2 separate regions of the Homo sapiens genome follow, and region 2 is linked to region 1. A link is a contact called in ENCODE Hi-C or POLR2A ChIA-PET data. All regions are on one chromosome and are shown on one strand. Each heading gives the region's core, a stretch centred on a gene start or an enhancer-like site at or near the end of the contact. The rest is flanking DNA. Distances are from core to core; before and after follow the strand shown. Region 1 overlaps BABAM2 (BRISC and BRCA1 A complex member 2). Region 2 overlaps BABAM2 (BRISC and BRCA1 A complex member 2).

Region 1 (6,167 bases), core at 2,213-4,712:
TCAATTTTTTCAATTTTTTATTTTTCCGTAGGTTATTGGGGAACAGGTGATGTTTGTTTACATGAGTAAGTTCTTTAGTGGTGATTTGTGAGATTTTGGTGCACCCATCACTGGAGCAGTATACGCTGCACCCTATTTGTAGTCTTTTATCCCTCGCCCTATTTTAGTTTTTTAAAGAGAGATACTGCAATCTCTGACTATAATTATGGGTTTATGTTTAAATGTGTACCATATCTTTATTGAGCTTCTGCATCATTCTTCTATCAATTATTGGAAGAAGGATATGGAAATCACAAACTATAATTGTGGATTTGTCTACTTCTTCTTGCTGTTCTGTCATTTTTTGCTTCATTTATTTTGAAGCTCTGTTATTAAATTTGTAAACATTTAAGAATGTTATGTCCTCTTGAATTGACACTCTTTGTCCTTGGAAATGTTGTTTGCCTTGAAATTAATTTTACACGGTACATCTTTTCCATTGTTTTATTTTTAACCTATTTGTGTCTTTAGATTTCTTTTGAGTAGCATATAATTGGATTTTACTTTTAAATCTGACAGTCTTTGCCTGTCAATTGGGATGTTTAGACCATTTACATTTAATGGGATTATTGTGTGCTGGATTGATGAGTCTACATAGTGTCAAGAAATGCTTACATTTCTATTAGTTATCTTTGTATTTCAGAGTGATTCCCTTTTTGCAAGTTTATGGCACTGGTAATGCTGTCTTCATATCAGAAAAGACAGGACACATACTTTTTCAGAGTTGGTAAAGCAGAGATTTAAAAATTCTGGCCTGGCCTCATAATGAAGGGTGTTTAGGAAACTAGGTGCTTAATGGAAGTATCCAGAGGGCACCAATGTATTTATGTTTGTTTTGAACTATTCTTTTTCTTTATTATTCTGGCTCTTAAGGGCATTGAACTGTTCTCATCTCTGGGATATTTGAGACAGAAGTTGGCATAAGACCTTTTGGGACATATTATGGGTGCTCCAAATGTTACAGGCACTCCAGACCAGTTTGGGATGCATAGCAGGCTTCATGTAGCATTATCCGACCACTGATCTCCGTTGATTTTCACTAGGTCTGCTTCAGGGGAAACAATTGTGTATTGAAATTAAAAAGCAAGACTTCTGTCTGATATAAACAGCCTAATTCTTCATAGAATAATTCTTTTAATACTGTTCCCAGGCTGCTGTCAAACCTCCAATTTATTGAAATCTTTCTTCACATTCCAGAGTTAGGCAAGATAATTAACTTTTGATTCTTTAGCCAGTTCTATATTGGCACGTGAAAAAGAAAACCAGTAGTGGCTCTACCCTTCACACTTCTCTCTCTCTCTTTTTTTGAAACAAGGTCCTGCTGTGTCGCTCAGGCTGGAGTGCAGTGGTATAATCTTGGCTCACTGCAGACTCGAACTCCTGAGTTTAGGTGATCCTCCTGAGTAGCTAGGACTACAGGTGTGTGCCACTATGTCTGGCTAATTTTTTATTTTTTAATTTTCTTTGAGACAGAGGCTTGCTCTGTCGCCCAGGCTGGAGTGCAGTGTTACAATCATGGCTTACTGCAGCCTTGAACTCCTGGGCTCAAGCAGATCCTCCTACCCCAGGCTCCCAAGTAGCTGGGGTGGGAGGAGCCTGAGCTCCTCGCCTGGCTAATTTTTTTACTTTGTATAGAGACAGGGTCTACCTGTGTTGCCCAGGATGGTCTTGAATTCTTGGGCTCAAGTGATCCTCCTGCCTTGGCCTACCACAGTGCTGGGATTACAGGCATGAACCACCGTAGTGACAGAGTCTCTATATGTTGCCCAGGCTGGTTTCGAATTCTTGGGCTCAAGTGATCCTCCCTCCTCGGCTTCCCAAAGTGCTGGGATTATAGGCATGAACCACCGCACTGGGCCCACACTTCTCTTTTGATACCATCTACATTAATATCATTACCAACGATCTCACCAAAAAAAAAAAAAATATTTCTTTTTTTCTGCCTTTGGCTACAGGGCTAGCTCGTAAAAGGAAGGGAACAAAATGTTTAAGTATGATCATGTTTTTAGTGATGGAAAATTAAAACCATTAAAAAATAAACAATGAAAAATATGGCAAAATAAGAAGGTGAATGCCAGAAGATTAAGGAAGTTCTAGAGAGTTTTGCAGATGTGGGATTTCAGATGAAGACCAGATACATCTAATTTGTGAGGGGAATAAAGAGACAGGTAAGAGAGATGGGTGGGAATAGAGCTAGCCTGAGGAGAAAGAGAAGGAGATTAAAAACAAAATTCGTATCCAGTCTGAATAAAATTTGTTTCATCCCTCCTTGGCCCTTAGAAATTAGAGTCTTTTCATATTATTGTCTTTCTATTTGGTAAGCTGTGTTTGATAGCGGTGCACAAACTTGGGCACAGAAGCCTGAGTTTGTGGGGTTGCATTCAGTGTATAGAAAAGTTACAACTCATTTCTAGTTAGTTCTTCCTTTGTACTTATGCCTAAACCTCTCCATCTGGAGAAATGCCAGCTTGCCACTAAATTTAAATAAATAAGAACATGTCTCATCAATAGGGGCGGCAAATTTAGCCCCTCTTTAGAGCACTGAGCAATTTATGACCATATGTTAAATACCATAAAACAGCTTTAAAGATTTGGTCGCTGGCCATTGCCAGATTGCACCGTAGGAGTGCAGCAGCACTGTGAGGGACTGGGAATGCTTCCTCCGGCCCTTGGAGGCCTCAGCAACTCACTGATGTCACAGCCAAAGAGGGCTGTTTTCAAACATTCCCTTTATAAAGGTGAAATACTAAAAGATTCCATTTTGGCATTTGGGAGCAAAGAAGGCAAGACTTCTTTTTGATTCTTAAGGGTCAAAATTAGTATGGAAAGTGTTGTGTGGGAGAATGAGTAACTTGGCAGCAGTGAGTACAGAAGGCAAGTCTAGAAATAGGTAATAGATATCCTACTCATCCTTTTTCTTGGAGCATGAACTGGACTTTTATGTGGCATAAGCCGACCAAATATCACGTTTCTCAATCAATTTCTTTTTGCCAACTTTCGTCGAATTAATATTAATGTTAAAAACAATTTTTAAAATTTCATGCCAAAGCATTGCCAATTGTAAGGCTTTCTTTTCTTCCAGAAATATGACTCACTATTTGGTGAACTCCAAATATTAGTTTTTCTTCTTACCACCATGACAGCCTGTGAATCATTTATGGCATTCAGTGGGCTCGTGGCTGAGAGAATGAAGGTGTGTGCCAGCAAACATGTGATTTTTGGTCAAGTAGTGCTCTGGGACCTTCGATGGGCTTTTAACACATGTGAGGAAACCAGTGGTTCAGGCAGGGGGCAGTATTATTAAATAGTAATAGACACCAAAAAGCTTTGTACAAGATTTTTCAGACTGCTCTCTCAGAAATGTAACTCTTCCTACAAAGGAAGATGATGAAATTTGGCTGTCAAAGGTCCAGGATTCCTAGCCTTCTTGAATCTGTAGTTGCCAGCCCAAGGGCTGATTTCCTGTCAGTTCCTGTGTGGTTTGCACTACATCCTCTTTGCAACAGATCAGTATTTTAGGTCATCCATCATAACTGCTCTCCTGTAAGTTCTTGGCAATTTGATCTCAGTTTGCAGAAGGCAGCTGGCATACTTTGCTAGGAAGTGCAGCTGGAGAGCTCCTGTCTCACTCTTCCTAAGGCCAGGAAGCACACTATTGTTACTCATTGCTGCTTTCTTCCTTTAAAGAACAAAAAACTTCAAACTTTGGCAAATTCTAAAGTTACTAGGTAGCAATTTGAAATTACTCTGATCGTTTTGTTGGTCTAGGGCAAAAACTTGAGTGATCTTTTATATCATTTGTAAATCTTGTCTGGTTTTTCCATAACACAGATATGTGCATTAGTGGAAGTTTCCTCCCCATTGCAAATGAAGTTATGCTTGTCTTCAGAGTCACACGGGAATTTTTAGTTTTATTTTGTTTTAGGCTTTGATTGTCAAGGACAGTAACATGGCCTAATTTCTTCTCTGTGTTTTATTCCCTTAACATTGAGATTTTTCTATTCCTAATATCAGCATTGGGTAAGACTATTTACCTTGGGTATGACTTGAATATTTGCACTGGATTTTCAAACTATACGAACAGAGATAGTTAAAGCACTTTTTTTGGACTATTTAATGTTAAAATAAAAGTATCGTTTTAGTGTTTCTGATTTCTCATTCCATAATGGGTGACCTATGTTGTGAGATTTAGAAAAATGAGCAATTTTCCTCCTTTCTTATGACTCACAGGTCACATTTTGGCAACATGTTTTTTTTTTCCTGTAGAATGGTGATTACCTTTACCCCAGTTCACCTAAGAGAGGAACCTGTTTATAAAGAGGATACAACCTCATGCATGAATTATTTTAAATGGTATTCTTAATAATCTATGATGGCACAGATCTTTTATACTTCTGAGTTGTCTTCTTTTCATCTTTACGAAAACCATATCTTCTGTAGAGTTAAACAAGATTATTAATGTAGCTCTTGGTTTCTTTTATGTTCTGGTTCCTAACATAAATGAAGGGAAAGGAAAGATAAGTTGTGCTGCTTTATAGAAAAATAGTAAACTTTTTGAAGGCCAAATTTATGTCAGATTTATGGGTATCAAGCAATAACATCATAGAAACACCCCAAATCCTGATAGTGCGCTAAGGATGGCATGAAGGAAGAAATTTTTGGATTTGAGATATGAAAGAATTTGATGTCCAGATTATTTCTATCAAACCAAATCTTTAGTCTCTAAAATAATATATTGTTAAATTCTAGGAGCAAGAATCCTCTGTGATTTCCAAGATCTGTTGCCGATGACCCACACAGTAGACAATCAGGAAATGTTTATTAAATGAGTGATACAAAGGCACTAAAAGATGATGTCTTATGTGGAAATTCTTAATTGGAAGGACACTAGGTAATTTTGGGAATCTTCCAGTGGGATAAGGAAGTATCTAAAGATTTGAAAAGCAGCAGCATAGTTTCTGCATTAAAGAAAGTAAAAGATAATTATGAAGGTTATATAGAGCAGGTTGACATACATATTTAGAAAGAACTCAGAAAAAGAATCACAAAAGTAGTTTGCCAACATTTGGACTAGTATAGGACTAACCAATTTTGCTTTGTAAAAAACAATTCTTAATAGATCAATTCTTATTACAGAATGATGAGTATAGTACATTGGAAGCAAAAGATAAATTTAATTTATCCCAATTTTAGCAGAGCTTTTGATTCTGTCCTTGGGATGAATCTGATAAGCAAATCATGAAATGATTATTTAGACACAAGATGTGTTGCTCGACAGTATGCCTAAAGTATATCATGACTAAGGAATGAATGCTACTTAATGTTGAAATCAGACGCTTTGGTCATCCCAGTGTAGAGCAAATTGCAAAACTGTTTCTTCTCTGGCTAAAAAAATGTTGGTTATTGTCTTCCTGTTTCTCCTTTTTCTGTTTTCTGCAACATTATCTCACTACACTTGGGTAAAACAAGTGCCAGGCAATTGCAGGGATGACAATCTCCTGTAGAAAGAAAAGGATCCACAATTTTCAAAGTACTTTAATTCATTCATCTATGCACCAGTTACTATTGAGGACCTACTCAGTCCAAATTTTGAAGTACAGTATTTGATGGCCTCCATTTTTTTTGGCACCATCATAATCTTTCCAGCATTCTCTTTACCCCATTTTCTACTAAACCAGATTGCCTTGATAGCCTGTCCTTAAGCTCACTTTTCAACACTATCTGCTATTCTTCAACATTCCTTGAGCACATAATTTGCTTTCTACCCTCTAAGTTTTGCTTCTTTTATCTCTGCCTAGAATTACCATCTCATTATTTCTTTATCTAAGCCTACTCTAGACAGCACTAAGAGTAGACATTTTAAAAAAGAATTCGGTAGAGCATGATTTTAGATGAAAAGGAAGTAGTAAGTTAAGTAAGAGACTGTAGCAGACTGTGTTTTCCAAAGATGGCCACAACAGCATTTCCCATTCCACATGCTCTTCTATACCATGACCTTACCACTCCTCCAGGTATAATTTTCCTCCTCTTGAATCTGGGTGGGCTTGTGATTATTTTGGCCAACAGAATATGATGCTTATTATGCCGTATGACTTTCAAGGCTGGGTCATAAAAGGCAATGAGGCTTT
Region 2 (6,167 bases), core at 1,308-3,807, 49 kb after region 1:
CAGGAGCAAGAGAGAGAGGAGGGGGGTGCTACACTTCTTCAAACAATCAGATCTCATGTGAATTCAGAGTGAGAACTCACTCATTACCATGAGGATAGACCCGCCCCTATGCACCAAACACCTCCCACCAGGCCCCACCTCCAACATTGGGAGTTAGATTTCAACATGAGATTTGGAGGGGACAAATGTCCAAACTGTATCAGAAAGGTAATAACAGAGTTCAAATGAAGAAGAAATTACTTCAGGAAAGGCAATCACATGATGAATTGTAGCAGTTAGAACTTGATGAGATGCAAGTGACAGAAAATACAATCAAACAGGTAAAAAAAAAAAAAAAAGGAATTTATTGATTCATATAACAGTAAAGACCAGGGGTAGAACTAGCTTGGGGTGCGAATAGTTTTAGGGCTTAAACAATGTTATCAGGGCTTTGCTCTGCCTTCTGCTCACGCTGATATTACTCTTAGGCTCTTCCTAGTATCTCCTAGTACTTCTAGGTGAACATCACAACACCAAGTTCCGAAGAAAAGAAAGTCTGGTATCACAAAGTCTTGGAATTGAGACTTGTCTTGACTTTCCTCATATAGGTCATTGTATCTGTGAACATTATTGCTCTGGGGAATAGAATGTGCTGATGAGCTTAGCTTTGTACATGTGCTCCATCTGTTTCACAGATGTTGATTTTGTGATTGTTATTAATTAAGGTATTCATTTTTGTTTTGTGAACTTGTCCATATATTTGTTATATTTTGCAATAAAGTTTTTTTTAAAAAAGCTAAATATATTCAGTATATAAATATTAATCAATGTAATTACTCAGATTCAGGTAGTCCACTTAATCCTAAGATGGCTATCTACAAAGAAATTTACTCCTAGACACATCATGGCAAATTACAGAAAACCAAAGACAAGGAGAAAAATCTAAAAAAAGAAACCAGAGAAAACAAAAGAGCAACCATTAGATTGTTAGCTGACTTCTTAATAGCATTAATGAAAGAGAGAATACAGTTTAGTGATATATTTAATGTGATAAACTAAACAACTGTTTAAAATCCTATACCTAGCAAAAAGATGATTGACTAATTTAAGTGAAATAAATCCATTTTCAAGTAAACAAAAGCAGAGACTTCATCATTAGCAAACCTTTGCTAATTCTTCAGGGAGATGAAAGACAAAAATCTCAGGTGGAAGATAGAGATGCGGAAAGGAGTAAACGGCCACAAAATATAATAAAGGGAGCCAGTAGCTAAAGAGGGTATAAAATTATAAATCATCTAGAGGGTGTTTTAGCTAGAATTGTTTTATACATTTTGGTGATTATTAGGATTTATGTTCCCAATATACTTCATGTAGGCAAATACTAGAATTATGTGACTTCTTGGTGTTTACTGATTTGGGAGTGGGGAAGTGAGTGACTGTAGGGTGAAAAAAGAAAATGACATTAAAGCTTTGTTTTGCAAGTAGATAATTTAGTGTTGACCATGTCTGCCATCCTGCTTTCTACATTTCTCTTCTTGTATTGCTGTGTGGTGCTGTGATTATTTCATGGGGAAATCAGGAATGTATTGATTGCTGGATCCTAGCTCCCAGAGATTTCAATTTATTTATTTAGTCTGGGGTAGAACCTGGGCATCAGTGGTTTTAGAAAGTCAATTCTAAGGCTGGGCAACATGGCAAAACCTTGTCACTACAAAAAACAAAAATTAGCCAGGCATGGTGGTGCGCACCTGTAATTGCACTACTTGGGAGGCTAAAGTGGGAGAATCGTTTGAGCCTGGGAGGTTGAGGCTGCAGTGAGCTGAGATTGTACCACAGCACTCCAGCTTGAGCGACAGAGTGAGACCCTGTCTCAAAAACAACAAACAAACAAAGCCAATTCTAGTGTTATAGCCAGAGTCGAGAACTACAGGTATTGAAAATGAACATGGGCGAGACAGATCTGAACTCTAGATTTAGTTTTATTGATTACTAGGTGGATTATGCAGGATCTATGTATTTATTTATTGATAAAACTGATAAGTACCTGTCTCACAAGGCCATTTTAGGGAATAAAGACAGTAATATTTGAATGTAAAAATGGAAAGAAAACCAGAGGTGTGGAGGCCAAAATGACCAAGGACAACATATAATCATTACCAGAGAGAGCTTAGCACATGGATGTATTTTCAAAGAAGCCCTAAGTTTACCTTTGTAATTGAAGCAGTTTGTTTTGATTTTTGTACTTATCTTTCAACTCATATAGCAATGAGGTTTTGTGCTTAATGAAGTCTTTAGGATTGGGATTGCTCTGCTGTACTTGGGTTATCTACAAGAATGGGCACATTACAGAGGAAGAGTCTCATAAATTTTGAACCTGGTTCTAATATATGTTTTCTCCAACATTTTTAAAAAGCAAAAAAAAAAAAAACACTTAGCCATTAAAAAACATTTTTCAGAGAAATTATCTACATCCTGCTGAGAATTTTATGCCAAACTGCAGCCCCCACACAAGCTTTGGAGAGCCAAGATATTTAAACCTGTAAAGGAAAACGCCAGCTCAGCCCTTACACTGGTTTGATGTAATCCTTTAACCACAGAATGGTTTCTAGCCTTGAATTGACAATGACTCAGTAGACCTTGTATACGTTTTAAGAATGTTTTTAAGTAGGTAGGATTACAAAAATAGAAGTACAACATTATTATGAACAAAACATTCAACACATTGAATACAGTTTCTTGAATCTGTTTCAAGAACATTTATGAAGAAACCAGATTGAAAAATAAAGTCTGGATTATTATAGAATTTTCAAAAGAAGGACAGCTAATTACTTATAGTATCTAAAATAGTCTACCAGAGGTTATCAGTCACTTTTTAAAATCAAAGGAGGTGGTTCTTTAGGAGGTTAAAAAATTAATTTGCACAAACACTAATTGACATAACAATTACATATAATTTGTGTGTTTAAAGATACTTTTTTTTTTTTTTTGGTTAAGATATGGGGTCTCTGTTGCCTAGGCTGGAAGTGTGGCGGCACAATCACAGCTCACTGCTGCCTCGACTTCCTGGGCTTAGGTGATCCCACCTCAGCCTCCTGAGTAGCTGGGACCACACTTCCATGCCTGGCTTAAAAATACATTTTAAAAAGACTTATTTATTTTAGTAATTTGAAGATGTTTCCAAGGTTAACATGAACTTTAGCCTAGTTAGCGCCTCTGGGAATTATTTTTAAAAAGCAAAATGTGTCTCAATGAGATTTGACTTTAATTTAAAACTAATTTAATGTACTAGTTAACCATTTATTTTACTTTCAACTACTATCTAGGTTCTACTCCAAATTCAGTAAATCTATACAGATTAAATTAAAAAGCATTTTCAAGTTGGGAAAAGAGATAACTATTTCAAACTTTTGAGTTTATATATTTTTATTGATATATAAATAGAACTGAATAGAAATACTTTTGGAATGAGCTATAGATTTATTTTATGTATGTATCTTGTCTAGTTCATAGTGAATACATCATAGACAACCTTAGCTGTGTTTTACTGAATTAGAAAATCTGTCATAGTGATTGTCAACCTTTTAATACTAAACACAAATAATTGAAATACTGTCTGTTAATCTAAGGATTTTGACTTCCTGAAGAGAGCTTTAAGTCCATTTCTTATGTTTTGTTAGTATTTTTTGGACTTTTTAATTTGTAATTATTAAATTTGAGATAAAAATTTTTGTGCTGTTTTGCAGCATGCCCTGTGAAAATTTTCTTTTTCAAGGAAACAATGCATTTTAAAATGTTTGTAACATTTAGAATAAAGGACTAAGGGTGTTTTGAAAATTGATAAATTTTTAAGCCAGATTAAACAATTAAGATTAATTGCATACCTTCTTTAACTTTTAGCTTCATGTCATGGCTATAAATTTGTAAGTAGCCATTTTAGAAATCCAATTATAATTCTTAGGTATAATTTTCAGAAATCAAAACAACAAAATTAATTACAACTGTAGAATTTCCTTATTTGAAAAACTTTCTATTTTGGGGTATTGTATAATGAATCCCCATGGATCTCGTTTCAATAATTGCCACGTCATAATCTTGTTTCATCTATACTCCTATTCACTTACTGCCTAGTAGCATTGTAGTTTGAAGCAAACCCCACATATTATGACACTTCATCTGTAAATATTTCAGTATAATATGCAAAAATATAAATCTTTTAAAAAGCATAACCAAAATACCATTATCTTATCTAAACAAATTGACAGTAATTCCCTAGCATCATCAAATAACCAGTCATTGTTCAAATTCCTAATTGTTTGAATTAAGATCTATGCATTGTGATTGTTATGTCAAGTCTTTTTAAGTTACTGGTTTTCTCCATCTTTTTTTTCCCCTTTTTTGCAATTTATAGCTGCAGAAACAGGGCCATTTGTCCTAGAAAATTACCACAGACTAGATTTTGCTGATTGTATCTCTGTGGTATAGTTTAACATGTTCCTTTCTTCCTCTGCAGTTCATATAAATTGGTAGTTGGATATATGTCCCAAATTTCTTGTACCTTAAATTACTTGGTACATAGTCACAAACCAAAAGTAACCCTGGTTTCCCCTACCATCCTGGTTTCTAAATTTTGTGAAATAGCTGAAATAAGGACTATGTGCTTTATTTTATACACAACATATAGAGGCATCTTTAGATTTTATTTAGATAATTGTATATAATGCTTGACTGAAGATTAGAATTTGCAGTGACATTAGTTTTAGCAAAATGAGACAAATAAGTGTATAGCAAGTAGAAAATAACTATTAAAAGCAACAAGGATTCTAAAGGTACAGTATCCTGGTGTCATTTATTTTAAGGACAGGTAGCCTATTCACCTAAAACGTCCCTAACTATATCACTCTTTTTAAAAAGTGGCTATCTGTTCTTATAAGAATGACCCTTGTTCATCAAGTAAGGTGAATGATACTAAGTATGCTTTATTTTAAACAATAACAGGAGCAACTAGAGAGTTAGCAGTTTAGTTTAGCACTTGAAGGATTAAGGAATTATATATTGTAGTTGAAAAATATGGTGATCTGTTTAATCTGTAACCTCTGTATACGATATATTTAATGTGTGTATATTAATGTTAGGTGTCATATATAAAAATTACAGAAATTCTTCTGTATTGAGAATTGTGGGGAAATAAGGTATATGGATTAATCCAATATTCAGACTCATAAAAATATATAAGCTATATATGGGCCACCAGTTCTTTTAAAATAATTGATTTTTTAAATAAAATACCCCTTCCACTAAAAGTAGAACATAATTTGATCTTTTTTTTTGATGGTTTGGAAGCATTTAAGAGACTTTATAGCATCAGTATTATTATTAACCTTAATTATCATTATATTGTAGCTGTATAGCAGAGTTGATTAATGCAGAGTTCCAAAGTAATGTTTGTTACCAGAGAATTTTCACTGGATTAAGAAAGCCTGAATGGTAGTCACAGAGAATCACATAAAGAGACAGGAACTACTATGGATGCATATATATGTGTGGCTGCATACATAGACTTATATTTACTCATGTGCACAGGTGTACATATTATCGTTAAATTTATAATGTATATTGTTAAACATATATACATATATATCAACCTGTGACATGTGCAGCCATTACCAGTACTAAGGAAGCTGCAAATGGAAGAAATTTGATCAAAATTTACCAAGAGGAAATTGGCTCCAAGACATAATGCTTTTGGCTGGAGAAGATAGTGATCCTGGCACAGTATACTCTCTATTTCCTTGTTAGAGCTCCAAGATTAAAAGAATTAGCTACATAGAGGCAGATGCTTGGTAGCTTTCTGGAAGCACAATTATAAGGTTTATGAAAAACAGGAAGATCAACATCACATACAGGTTTTATGAACTGGGAACTGATTTAATGTGCTATTTTGTATCCCTTAGACCTTGTCTATTGAGCCATAATAATTTCATTTCATTTTTATAACTATTTTTACTTTCTTATTTTAAGTGTGATAGCCTTTGGAAAGAAATTATGTCTTAGAATGCTTTTAAGATACTGTTTTTCAGATTGTTCAAACTTTTTGTGATTGATGACTATAATTAGTCATATTGCAATATTGTATTTTCAGAATTGCTCTCCAATTTTCTTTTCTCTACTTCTGCTAATAACCACAGATT

The links. Hi-C counts contacts between places; a loop is a spot of excess contacts on that map. ChIA-PET counts read pairs that join two places held with the same protein, here RNA polymerase II (POLR2A). Pooled maps may share reads with other maps.
Region 2: a map of naive thymus-derived CD4-positive, alpha-beta T cell shows a loop between it and region 1 (2.1-fold over the local background). The contact joins two enhancer-like sites. A Hi-C loop is called at or near these places in 7 of 168 maps with a recorded cell type or tissue (CD14-positive monocyte, CD8-positive, alpha-beta T cell, breast epithelium and 3 more) and 8 of 50 pooled maps. POLR2A ChIA-PET finds 5 or more read pairs at or near these places in 4 of 52 experiments (CD4-positive, alpha-beta T cell, MCF 10A, Panc1 and 1 more).

The regions. Positions count from the first base shown.
Region 1 is chr2:27,951,694-27,957,860 of GRCh38, forward strand. The region is part of intron 3 of BABAM2 (BRISC and BRCA1 A complex member 2); the gene reads left to right. Among named protein-coding and RNA genes, the nearest start is that of MIR4263, 42 kb to the right of the region's middle. Within about 2 kb of position 3,463, at least 28 of the 41 ENCODE cell types and tissues checked have a DNase peak (open chromatin) inside an H3K27ac peak, as active enhancers do; they include CD14-positive monocyte, where a contact is called at or near this core.
Region 2 is chr2:28,001,739-28,007,905 of GRCh38, forward strand. The region is part of intron 4 of BABAM2 (BRISC and BRCA1 A complex member 2); the gene reads left to right. Among named protein-coding and RNA genes, the nearest start is that of MIR4263, 8.5 kb to the left of the region's middle. Within about 2 kb of position 2,558, at least 2 of the 41 ENCODE cell types and tissues checked have a DNase peak (open chromatin) inside an H3K27ac peak, as active enhancers do; they include CD14-positive monocyte, where a contact is called at or near this core.